Linked DNA regions of Mus musculus: regions 1 and 2 are each linked to region 3. The links are chromatin contacts, found by Hi-C or POLR2A ChIA-PET in ENCODE. All regions are on one chromosome and are shown on one strand. Each heading gives the region's core, a stretch centred on a gene start or an enhancer-like site at or near the end of the contact. The rest is flanking DNA. Distances are from core to core; before and after follow the strand shown.

Evidence for each region. A loop is a pair of places that touch in the nucleus more often than their neighbours do. ChIA-PET counts read pairs that join two places held with the same protein, here RNA polymerase II (POLR2A).
Region 1: POLR2A ChIA-PET joins it to region 3 with 18 read pairs in embryonic stem cell. The contact joins the promoter of Ddrgk1 here to the promoter of Nop56 in region 3. A Hi-C loop is called at or near these places in 1 of 37 maps with a recorded cell type or tissue (T-helper 1 cell). POLR2A ChIA-PET finds 5 or more read pairs at or near these places in 1 of 5 experiments (embryonic stem cell).
Region 2: POLR2A ChIA-PET joins it to region 3 with 24 read pairs in embryonic stem cell. The contact joins the promoter of 4930473A02Rik here to the promoter of Nop56 in region 3. A Hi-C loop is called at or near these places in 3 of 37 maps with a recorded cell type or tissue (T-helper 17 cell, regulatory T cell and v-Abl transformed pro-B cells). POLR2A ChIA-PET finds 5 or more read pairs at or near these places in 3 of 5 experiments (Patski and embryonic stem cell).

The regions. Positions count from the first base shown.
Region 1 is chr2:130,663,280-130,666,980 of GRCm38, reverse strand. Ddrgk1 (DDRGK domain containing 1) reads left to right here and starts at 2,336. Exons shown (of 9, transcript NM_029832.2): 1 at 2,336-2,506; 2 at 3,427-3,633. The coding sequence starts at 2,416. It also overlaps a transcript of Itpa not described here.
Region 2 is chr2:130,562,224-130,566,120 of GRCm38, reverse strand. 4930473A02Rik (RIKEN cDNA 4930473A02 gene) reads left to right here and starts at 2,372. Exons shown (of 9, transcript NR_040348.1): 1 at 2,372-2,467. It overlaps Mrps26 (mitochondrial ribosomal protein S26), which reads right to left and starts at 2,364. Exons shown (of 4, transcript NM_207207.1): 1 at 2,131-2,364; 2 at 1,894-2,040; 3 at 1,690-1,813; 4 at 727-1,183. The coding sequence starts at 2,342. The coding sequence ends at 1,064.
Region 3 is chr2:130,272,131-130,275,931 of GRCm38, reverse strand. It overlaps Nop56 (NOP56 ribonucleoprotein), which reads right to left and starts at 1,520. Exons shown (of 12, transcript NM_024193.2): 1 at 1,456-1,520; 2 at 1,209-1,298; 3 at 786-900; 4 at 108-269. The coding sequence starts at 1,458. Snord110 (small nucleolar RNA, C/D box 110) reads right to left here and starts at 417; the gene lies at 359-417.

The sequences.
Region 1 (3,701 bases), core at 1,087-3,586, 390 kb before region 3:
AAAAAAAAGCCGAGCATGGTGGCGCACGCCTTTAATCCCAGCACTCGGGAGGCAGAGGCAGGTGGATTTCTGAGTTCGAGGTCAGCCTGGTCTACAAAGTGAGTTCCAGGACAGCCAGGGCTATACAGAGAAACCCTGTCTCGAAAAACAAAAAACAAAACAAAAGTACAGGGTGCTAGCTGGAAGTGTGGCCATTTATAATCCCAGCACTGAGATTAAAGCAGGAAGATCATGAATTAAAGGCTAGCCTGGGCTATATATGGTGTCAGGGATGTAGCTTGATGGTAGAACATTTGCATAGCATGACCAAGGTCCTGGGTTTGGCCCCCAGAATCACACACACAAACAATAGAATCCTAATCAAGCCTGGCTGTTTAGCTTAATGTTATTAACCTTGTACAGCCTTGGGTATTGTTATATAGATGCAACTTACTTAAGGGGCTTATGGGACTTAGGCAAGCACTGTACCACTGAGCCACATACCCAGCCCACTAATGAGTTTTTCTTAAACTCTAGAGCTGTCCTCACAGAGTAGCCAAAGCTATGTTCTCCTCAAATCTTTGCTCGTGACCTTAATATTGCGTGTTACACAATTCAGAAGCTTTGCTGTATACAGTGTCTTTGGAGACAGATCATAGTGTCCTCTTCACTGCCCCTCGATGGTGTTATTTTTTGAGGACCTGTGGTTCATTAGAGTTGGCTGGGAAAGGCTGGGCTGAGTAACATGGCCCTTCCTGCATGTCACTTGTCTCTCTCTTTCATGAAGTTAAAGGGAATCCTCAGAAAAGTGGAGAAGTAGAGGTTTTTAAAGCAAAGGTTAGAGAGAGAGAGAGAGAGAGAGAGAGAGAAGCTGAGGCATTTAACATCCAAGAAGTCACAAACACACACAAATATATATATATATATATATATATATATATATATATGTATATATATATATATAGAGAGAGAGAGAGAGAGAGAGAACAGGTACTAGATTTTATATATATATATAATCACATATAAGCATATATATTACATATATAGGCCAGGTAATTAATATACATATATATATATATATATATATCACATATAAAATAACATTTGTTAAGAAGCCAGCCAGGTGTGGTGGCACACGCCTTTAATCCCAGCACTTGGGAGGCAGAGGCAGGTGGATTTCTGAGTTCGAGGTCAGCCTGGTCTACAGAGTGAGTTCCAGGACAGCCAGGGCTACACAGAGAAACCCTGTCTCGGAAAAAAAATAATAATAATTCAGGAGCCAGGCAGGTCTGTGGTGCCACATGCCTTTAATTATAACCAAGGAAGAGGCAAGCAGATCCCTCTAAGTTTGTGGCCAGCCTTGTGTACATATTGAGTTCTAGGCCAGGCAGGGCCATATAATGAGAGCTCAAAGAACTAAAACAAAACAACCCATCCTCAAAAGATGGAGGAGCGTCTGGACATCAGGGTGCACACCTGTACTCCCATATAATCCAGGCACTTATGAGGCAGAAGCAAAGGATCAGTTTAAAGTCACCATCTACTATACACCAAGTCCAAGGCCAGCCTAGGCTACCAGATACCCTGTCTCAGAACAAAACCAAACAACTAAAGGTGGGGGGCAGCTGCGATAAAATTCCAGCAAAGCCTCAACCTTCAGCCGAACATGGATCTAAATCTCCAAATATACGGAAAGAACGTAGGTGCTAGAGATAAAGCTTACCGTAACAGCGCTTGCCTGACGCCTGGAAGGCCTTAGGTTTATCAACATTGAGAAACAAATTACAAAACATTCCACATTTACAGAAAGTAATACAATGGATGCCTAACTTGCAGTATTAATAAGATATTCGTACACACGTTGCATTTTTCAGTGCTCCAAATTAAACTAAGGGCCTTGGCCATGAGTGCTCTACTACTAATCTACAACCCCAGCTTAGTCCCCTACTTACTCGCCCCACTATTTTCTTCCTTTTTCTTTCTTTTTTTCTTAAACACTTATTTGACGTGTATGAGTGTTTCGCAGGTATGCATATCTGTGTATAACCTGCGTGCCTGACACTCGAGAGGGTCTGAAGAGGGTTTTGGGTCCCCTGGAATTGAAGTAATAGAAGGTTGTAAGCCACTATGTGGGTGCTGCGAACTGAACCCTGGCCCACTGGAAGAGCAGTCAGCGTCATTAAATGCAGACGACCTCCATGTTGCCATATAGCCAGAGACGACCTTGAAATGTTGGTCTCCGAGTCTCCACTTCCCGAGCACTGGGATGGCAAGCAAATGTGGCATCAGGGACTCTTCAGTTAACTGAGGCCCAGGTCAAGCCCAGGGTGGGGGCGGAGCTCAGCGAGCGGCTGGGCAGGGCGGACGGTAGTGGGCGGGGCCTGGCGATCCGGATCCCGCAGGCGCGCTGGCTGCGCTGCCCGGCTGTCTGTCGTCATGGTGGGGCCCTGGGTGTATCTGGTGGCGGCAGTTTTGCTCATCGGCCTGATCCTCTTCCTGACTCGCAGCCGGGGTCGGGCGGCAGCAGGTAGGAGGTGCCGCCGTCCCAGGGCTGGAGGAATCCGTTTTTCAGAGTTCCTGGGCTTTGGTAGGCCCTCGACTCGTGCGCATGCACTGACGAGCTTTCCTGTGCTTACGAGGAGCTTGTGCGCTGGCCCGAGCTTTGCGCACGCGCCTTAGGACACACTCGGAATTAGCGCGGAGCCCAGAGCTGGGGATGCAACCTAGGAACCAAGCCTGCCTTTCTACTCTGCACCAATAGGAGAGGCTGCCGGTTTTCTAATCCTGCCCAGTGTGTTCCGCTTACTAGGAGTAGGAGGGCTAAGCAGCCTTAGGAAACTGAATGCATCTCCCGCCAAAGAGGGCACCCATGCTGCTTTGCCTCGCCTCCACCAGGGTTAGAAGTGGCCTGGCACTGACAACCTGACAGTCCCCCTTACTAACATTTCACGTAAGTGTAGGAGTTTCTATATATCTCTCTGATGCCTGACCCCATAAGCCACCTCAGAGCACCTCTGTGTCCCACGGGCAGAAGAGACAGAAGCTGAGGTAAAGCTGATTGCCAACAAGTCTTCCAGGGAGGGACGATTCAGCCTCGACTGTGACATGTAGTCTCTGGTTGGCGTACCCTATAAAATCATAACATAGCAAGAAGTAAATGTAATCTTGCAGCGGGCATGGAGCGAGATCTGTAAACCTCAGGGTGAGAGTATCCTCACAGGTCGCCTGTTCAAGATGAAGATATCAAAGGAGGTAGGAAATGAGAAGTGAGCATCAGGCCAAAGTGTGCGTACAAAAAAGGCCTTGACAAACCTAAGTTGGGACTTGGTGCTGTGGGCAGCAATAGTCTGAGGTGGTTCAGCAGGGGGATGAGACTCCCAAGATCCTGTGCTTCACTCTCTTGAAGATGGGCTGCTTGACAGTGTTATGATTCCTCCCTCCCAAAAGCTGACGGAGAACCACTGCACAATGAGGAAGAGAGGGCAGGAGCAGGCCAGGTAGGCCGCTCTTTGCCCCAGGAGTCTGAAGAACAGAGAACTGGAAGCAGACCCCGGCGTCGGAGGGACTTGGGCAGCCGTCTACAGGCCCAGCGTCGAGCCCAGCGAGTGGCCTGGGAAGACGGGGATGAGAATGTGGGTCAAACTGTTATTCCAGGTAAGAGGGCCCAGCCTGGGGGAGGGCTGGATTAAAGGCGTTCGGAAGTCTCCCAAGCTAGAGACACA
Region 2 (3,897 bases), core at 1,123-3,622, 290 kb before region 3:
CTGTCAATGGTATTCATGTTTATGACAATGAAAGCAAAAAGGCAGGCAGCTCATTCACTAACATGTATACATTGCAGTCATGAACATCTGGGTTTGATCCCTAGTACCACATAAAAGCCATGTGCATCTAATCCCAGTGCCGGGCAAGCATACACAGATCAATTCTCTGAGGCTGGCTGGCTAGATAGTATAATTAGTGAGTGCCAGGTTCCAGTGAAAGAACCTGTCTCAAAAGCCAGAATAAAACACAGTAAAAAATAAACTAAAAAAACCAAAACAAACTTAAATCAGACCAAGGTGAGAGTCCTGAAGAATGACACCAAGGCTGCCCTCTGGCTACCACTTACACACACAGAAGGGCAGCAACTGACTGGAAGAAGCAGGTTTAGCTTGGGAGTCTACCACCTGCTGAGTAGTTCAAAATATGATAGATCAGGACAGGGCCTGGTTACAGAAGTCACTGCTGGAGAGCCATCAGGAGAAACAGGGCACCCTTTTTGCTTCCTGGATCTTGGACACACCAGACCCTAGCCAGAAAATCCCAGGATTGAGCAAAGCAGGTACCTAACTCATAGCTCAGTTAGGTGAAACTTGCTTCTGGCTAGAAACCTAAAGACTCAAATAATTAGGGACAAACGCCTTTGATTTTACAAGCAAGTTAGCATCTGGTGTAACTACTTTCCTCTTTCATTAGCACTGTAACTATAGCCAGTAAATGGGCAAGACTGGGCTCCAATACTTTATTTATAAAAGCAGGAAACATTTGGCTCACACGACTCCAAGAGACTTACAAGACAAGCTTGGCTTCTAGAGGGGACACAGTCCAGTCCGATCCTCTGTGCGATAGGAACTTCCCAGAGTTTAATGCTGCCCTGAGTTTGTCTGTGGTGCCAGAACAGGGACATCTGGGAGTTCCCAGTCAGGTGGTGAGTGCCGAGCCTGGAGTGACTGAGGTTGCTCTGGAAACGGCTGAGCCATCCTCCTGGGATGTACCAATTCCTATCCCAGTACACAGACCCTAGGCAAGCACTGTGCTTATTTGGGCCCCCAGAAGTCTCTGTGCTCAGTTCCTGACCACCTGCCCTTCTTTGGTGACGGCCCAGTTGTAACTCTTCGGAGAGTCCAACGCTTCTTCTATCCGTGCCTCCAGGTTCTCCCGAGTGATGAAGTTTTTTGCCTCCTCCTACAGGAAGAGAAAGGTTGGCTTTGTGGGATCTCTCCCAGAGCTGGCTGCCTGCACTGTCTCTAGTCCACGGGTGTCAAAAGAACCCAGGGTCTCTTTGAGTGTCCCACCAATCGTCCAGCACAACTGTACTAGGTGACCTCGACCATCATATTGCTCTTCCTTGGACAATCACCCATCAGATCTCTCGGCCACAACCCAAGAACAAATCGTGACAACCTGATTAGAGGTGGGTGGACTCTCTCAAGTGCATGAATCCCTCTTACGTGTTAAAAAGCGCTCCATTCTCACTTACGGTTTCCCTGACTTCAAGTTTCACAAGGCAATACTAGCCTGTAACCTTTTACTGACCATTGCCTGCGAGGCATACCCTCTGCGCTGATGGAGAAGCCTCCTGAAGACTCTGGTCACTTGACGCCCAGTGCTGTCATCCCCCCCCCCCCCCCCCAGCCTCCCTTGCTGGGGTCTCCAATGTCCACATTCCCCATGACCTCCTGCATGCCCACCTGCAGCTTGAGCACTTCTTGCTCTTTCAGTTGCACCCAAGCCTGCTCCTCCTGAGCCCTCTGGGCCTGGGCCTCAGCCTTCTGCACCTCCTGGGCCTGTGCTTCCAGCTGCAACCTCGCTATCCTGCGAGGGGCAAGACGCCGAGGGTGAGCGGGGCCACAGATGAGCCTAGCCCAGCCCACCCAGTCCCGGGCCTCTCGCACCGTAGCTCCTGCATTCGCCGGTTCTCGTCCCGGTTCCAGGCCATCAGCTCCCGGTGCTCCGTGATGGCCTGCTGCGCCTTGCGCTCGGCCAGAACCCCGGCTCGGGCCTCGTGCAATTTCCTTCGCACCTCCAACGTGAACTCTAGCCTGGGGAGGACGGGCTTCGAGTCAGCACCCACCCTCGGCCCCGGCCCTTCCCGAAGGGCGTCTGCCCTCCACACGCACAAGCACACGCACCTGAGAGCGCGCACGGTCTCCCGGTACTGTCGGTAGCGCTCGGTCAACACGAAGAATTCCGCAGGGTCCACGGCGGGAGGCGTCTGCACCCGTCCGACCTTGGATTTGGCAGGCGGGTCATGGCGGGTCTTGCGGCCGCGCACGGGCAGGAGCAGCGGGGTCGGGGGCCGAGTCTCCGGCCGCGCCGCCAGGCGGTTCAGAGCGCGCAACATGACAGCCAGCGCCTGCGCCTGCGCCCGGCCCGGAAGTGGCCGCGGAGCACCACGGGAGCCTCCTGTCCTCGTCCCTGTTGGGCGGAGCTCTTGCTGTCTGGTCCAATGCACGTCCGGACTCTCGGGTAGAGTGGGAGGGGTCGAGGGGCACCTTGGAGACCCACAGCTTGCTGGGCTGCGTCGCCCGCTAAAGACAGCTACACCGCAGGACGCTCTGCCCACTTGTTCACAAGTTTGGACACCGTCCCAAGTGTGTGGCTCTGGGGCTCTCTGGCCCGCCGATGGCCTGTCTACCCTCCCAGACCTGATGCAAGAAATTTGGAGTTCCTGGCTACTTTAAACTTTAGATTTGCAAACCATTTCCTTGCACTGCACTGCCCTGCTGTGGTCTTGGGGGAGCTCTGCAGTTGCCAGAGTTCTCAGTATCAGTGACAACTTGTTCTCAACTGGGCGACCTGTGAGGTGACCCTTGTCCTCTTCCACCTGACCCGGGGTCTTCCCACCTCGAGACTACTCTTATTTATGAAGTACAATTTCCTCTCCAACTGAAGAGAAACAGCAGTGCAGCAGGGCAGAGAGCATCTGTCTCAGAAGTAGCTCGTTCCCCTCTGCCTCTCCAGCAAGGAGAGTTGTTGGAAATCAGAAGCTGACCCGAGTACTGGGGAACTGAACTTTCACCCCACTCATTAGTATTGTCTAGACCAGATTCTGCAGAGAACACCAGGCCATGGTCCTGCACTTCCAGGACACTTGGGAGTGTCTGAGGAGCCAGGACTGGGTGCAATAACAGACATTTTCTCAGAAGAGAACAGAGGCTGCTTAAACCCTGCTCTCAACTTCCAGGCTTGGTGGAGGCCCAGTCTGCACTTTCTTTCTCTCAGTCAGGCTTTGGAGATGAGATGCCAGAGTGTACTCTGGAGTCCTGGGGGCAAGCTGGTGACAGGTTTTCCTCCAGGGTTCCGGCCATAAGACCATTGCTGGGCCCTGGAGGATCCAGGATGGATGGTCTGTGGAAACCAGGGCATTACTGCTGCCCTACCCTGGAGTACCACAGGGTTGCTCCGAATGTCAGGGAACCTGACACTCCCACCCTGTTTTTGTTTTTGTTTTGTTTTTTGGCAGGGTCTCACTAGATAGCTCTGTCTAGCCTGGAACTTACAGTGTAGATCAGGCTCACAGAGATCCACCTGCCACTGCCTCCTAAATTCTGGCATTAAAGGCATATGCCACCATACCTGTCCTAACCCTTTCTTCTTCAGGGTCACCCTAGACAACCGGCAACTCATCTCAGATAACTTAAGTGTCTAGGCCAAGAGAATATTCTAGGGTATGGGCCATTTCCCTAGAGGCTCCCTAACCTTGCTGGCTCTGAAGTCCTCTCGCTAGTCAGGTGCACCCATCCTTTTAGAAGGTTTCATAAATGTAAGAGATTTAGATCTAAGGTAGATGAAAGTGTGGAGTCACTCTGAGTAGATAATGCTACAGAACTAGAAGGCAGGTTTTCTGCCCTCTTTCTTTGGCCTGATGGGGATGTGGACTGGTATGCAGTGGTGAT
Region 3 (3,801 bases), core at 271-2,770:
AGTAACCACTCACAGCAGATCACATCACCAGGCCCGTAGGCCCCCTGCTGGCTTCTGTGGGCACTGCATCCACGTGGTGGACAGAATAAATGAAATAGGACTCTTACCTCGAAGGATCTCAGCTATCACACCACCAGTCTGGCAGTTGTACCCCAACTCTTCCTGTATTGCAGCACCAATCTTGGGGTCTCCAACCCCCAGAAGTACTTTCTTCTTTTTAGATGGCAGGTATGTCTCCAGGAGCAGGCGGAGGTCCTCGTGAACAACACCTTTGGGACAAAGAAAACAGCTCTAAACCACACATTGCAGATTGGAGACTGTCTCCAATCGGATTAGTTAACACCCATCCCCGCAGGCATTGCTCAGACACATGGAGTCGTCAGTGATCTCTCAGGGGATTGACAGATATATAAGTCATCATTGCAAAGCCTGGCTCTACCACAGGTCCAGGAGCACAATTGTAAAGCATTTAAGTGCTTTTTAAATTACAAGATTTATTTATTATATGTACACTGTAGCTATCTTCAGACACCCCAGAAGAAGGCATCAGATCTCATTAGGGATGGTTGTGAGCCACCATGTGGTTGCTGGGATTTGAACTCAGGACCTCTGTAAGAGCAGTCGCGCTCTTAACCGCTGAGCCATCTCTTCAGCCCCTGCATATTAATGTTTTAAAATGCCATCCTGTAGGTCTCAAATAATCCCTAGACTGTATCAAGCTTAGAAGAAAATCATCTAAGAACATCAACCACCCAGAATCCCATGTTCCGGAGGGACCGACTCACCTTCAGACACAGCATTGGCATTTTCCAAGGCCACCTGGGATGAAGAGAAGGGACAGAAGGCCACCAGACGAACGACATTGTGGAATTTGCCAAGGTTAAGCACACATTCCTCCACCTGGAGAGAAGGATGAATGGGCTTTCTTTGAATTTGGCTTCTACAGCGCAGTAAGGCAGAAGCACCAGCTGTTGTAGCAATTGGTGCCTGGGCCCCGAATCTTAATTCTCAAGAAATGGAAATGAGATGTTTATCTCCGACCGCTTCCAATTATATAGATTCGCGTTAAAGAGTCCCCTCATTCTAGAGCTCCCCCCCCCCCCGCCGGGCCCGGTGCGGTCGGCCACGTGGGAACACGCGGTGCATGCTGGGGTTTGGCGGCCTTAGGGGCTGCATTGCAGCTCCGCGAGCCCACCGAGCTCACCCACCTGCGGCAGCAGCAGGCTGATCTCCTCCACTTCCTTCAGCGCCAACAGCGCGTAGCCGACCGCATGCTCGAACAGCACGTGCAGCAGAACCTGAAAAGAACCGGCGCGCGGCCATCAGTCAAACTTCCCAGTCCGCGGGGCCGCTGCTAGAGCAGGCCCTGGCTCAGACCCGGAGCACGACCCCGAATGCAAACCCAGACGCACGCTAAGGCCTTCACTACGCAAATACCCCACCACCACTCCTCACCATGGCGCCTGCTCCGTGCCCAGCTCGCAATGCGGCTAGCGCGCTCTGGCGCGCGGAACCAGACTGCGGAGACCACACCTTCTCCGGTTTGACCAATCAGAGGCTGCGGACGAAACCATTGTCAGGTCTTCGGAGGGGGTTCGCGGGTGTGGTATCGTCCGTCGGGCGGGTTGGACTACCACGGGCGCGAGCGGGCCTGCCAAGCCCAGCCTCTGCGGCTGCGCGAGCCGGTACTGCGTCTGTAGTGAATGGTGTCGCTCCTGCCGGCAGGCCGCAGAGTGGCCTGGAGACCACCCTTCTTCGTTCCTCGTGCTTTTGTCACCCGTGTGCCGGGCGGCAGAACTCGGTGAGGGGACATGAGGCTTCCTGATAAGCCTCGCAGGTTTCCCGCTGCCCAGATATTCCGGGTCCTCGTGGGACCCGGCCTCAGACCCTGCAGAAATGGCGTCTTCTTGCTGCCTGCCTCTTCCTTTTACATTTTGTTGTTAACAAAATTGTTGGTGCGGGCTGAGGCATAGACAAGAGCGGTTTACCTCTTCCTAGTTCTGTTCCTTTCCCTGATTCATAGAACCCAGCGCTGCTCGGCACCACGTGGTTGCTCATGGCCGCGTAGGCCCAGAATTCTTCCAAGGAGCTGCGTTCCTGTTTTTTTCAGTGCCAGTTTTAGGCACACCAAGGTGGATAATTTAAAATCACCTTTGCTTTAAAAAAGAAAATAAAAAGACACTTTACTTTAGTGTTAGGATTATAAATCCCAAACTTGATGGCCTAGTCGGCCATCAATGGGAGGAGAGGCCCTTGGTATTGCTAAGATCATATGCCCCAGTACAGGGGAATGCCAGGGCCAGGAAGCGGGAGTGATTGGGTTGGGGAGCAGGGCGGAGGGAGGGTATTGGGGGCTTTGGGGATAGCATTTGAAATGTAAATTCAGAAAATATCTAATAGAGAGAGAAAATAAATCCCAAACTTGAATAGTCTCTCTTAAATAGTCTATGCCTTATGCGAGAAAAAAGAATCATGGAGTAAGTCGGCTGTACATTGTCTATCATGGAGTAAGTCGGCTGTACTTTCTCTATAATGGAGTAAGTTGGCTGTACATTGCCTGTAATGGAGCTGGCTTGGATAATAAAGTGGACTTGGATAGTAAAGAAATGTGTATGTATTGCAACTAGGAAGCTACAAGCGCTTGGCAGGACATGGTGGAACGCACCTTTAATTCTGGTATTTGGGAGGCAGAGACAGGCCTGGCTACATAGCAAATTCCAAGGCAGATAAGGTTACCCAGTGAAACTCTGTTTCAAGAAAAGTAAGCTATAAATGCTTGTGATTAGATGAGGCGACACAGCACAAACAAACAAGCAAAACAAGATGTTCCTTTGGCTTCCTCACCTCCACCACTTCATTAAAATGTCACCCCAGGAGTTGAATGGTGACACGCACCTTTAATCACAGCACTTTGGAGGCAGACATCTGTGAATTCAAGGCTAGTTTGGTATATATCGATAGCTCCAGGCTAATCAAGGTTACATGGTAAGACCCTGTTTCAAAAAAAAAAAGAAAGTCCTCCAATATTTATAGTTCTGAACCTAGTGGGATCTGTAGATTGTGATATCAGACACCATTTCTTCCCTTCCCTAGGCTTCTTTGATAAATTAATTGCTCTTGCCTACGTTCAGACAGACCTTTCCTACCAAAGTAGACTTTTGTAAAATTGTTGAGTTTTGTCTCCAAGTTATCCTTCGCCCTGCTTCCTGAATATTTCTAAAGCAGAAATTCATGTTTTGTTTATGGTTGCTCATTGTGAACAAAGTAATAAGAAAATTAAAGGTGTTGGTATCCTATAATCAATCACCTGTGGTAGTTGTTCTCCAGAAAGGCCAATAATGATCCATGCCTCCTGACAACCAGGCCTATGGCCCAACGGACACGGGTAGATTGAGTCTGCCATTTCTGAACCTTGTGCATGCTTGTTGACTTTGAGTTGCCTCATAAGAAGTGAAGCCTGATGAGTCCCATGGAGACTACATGGGGACAGTTAGAGGTCAAGCCTTCCAACTATCCCTTATTCCAACTATTCCAACAGAGAGTAGACATGTGTTCTACCTCTTGCCACTGTCTCTGATTGCAGCTGCATGAAACCGTAGTCATGACAAGAAGAGCCCTGTGTGTACTCTGTCTATTCACAGAATTGTGAAAAATATTGTGGCCTTAAAGCCATTAAATTTATGGGTGACTTATTAATCTATAATAAATATGAATCAAAGTAAGCAACCTGTGTAGGAGCCCAAGCTCTGCCTTACAGTGTGACCAGAAATTAATCACTTGACCTGAGACTCTATTTCTTCA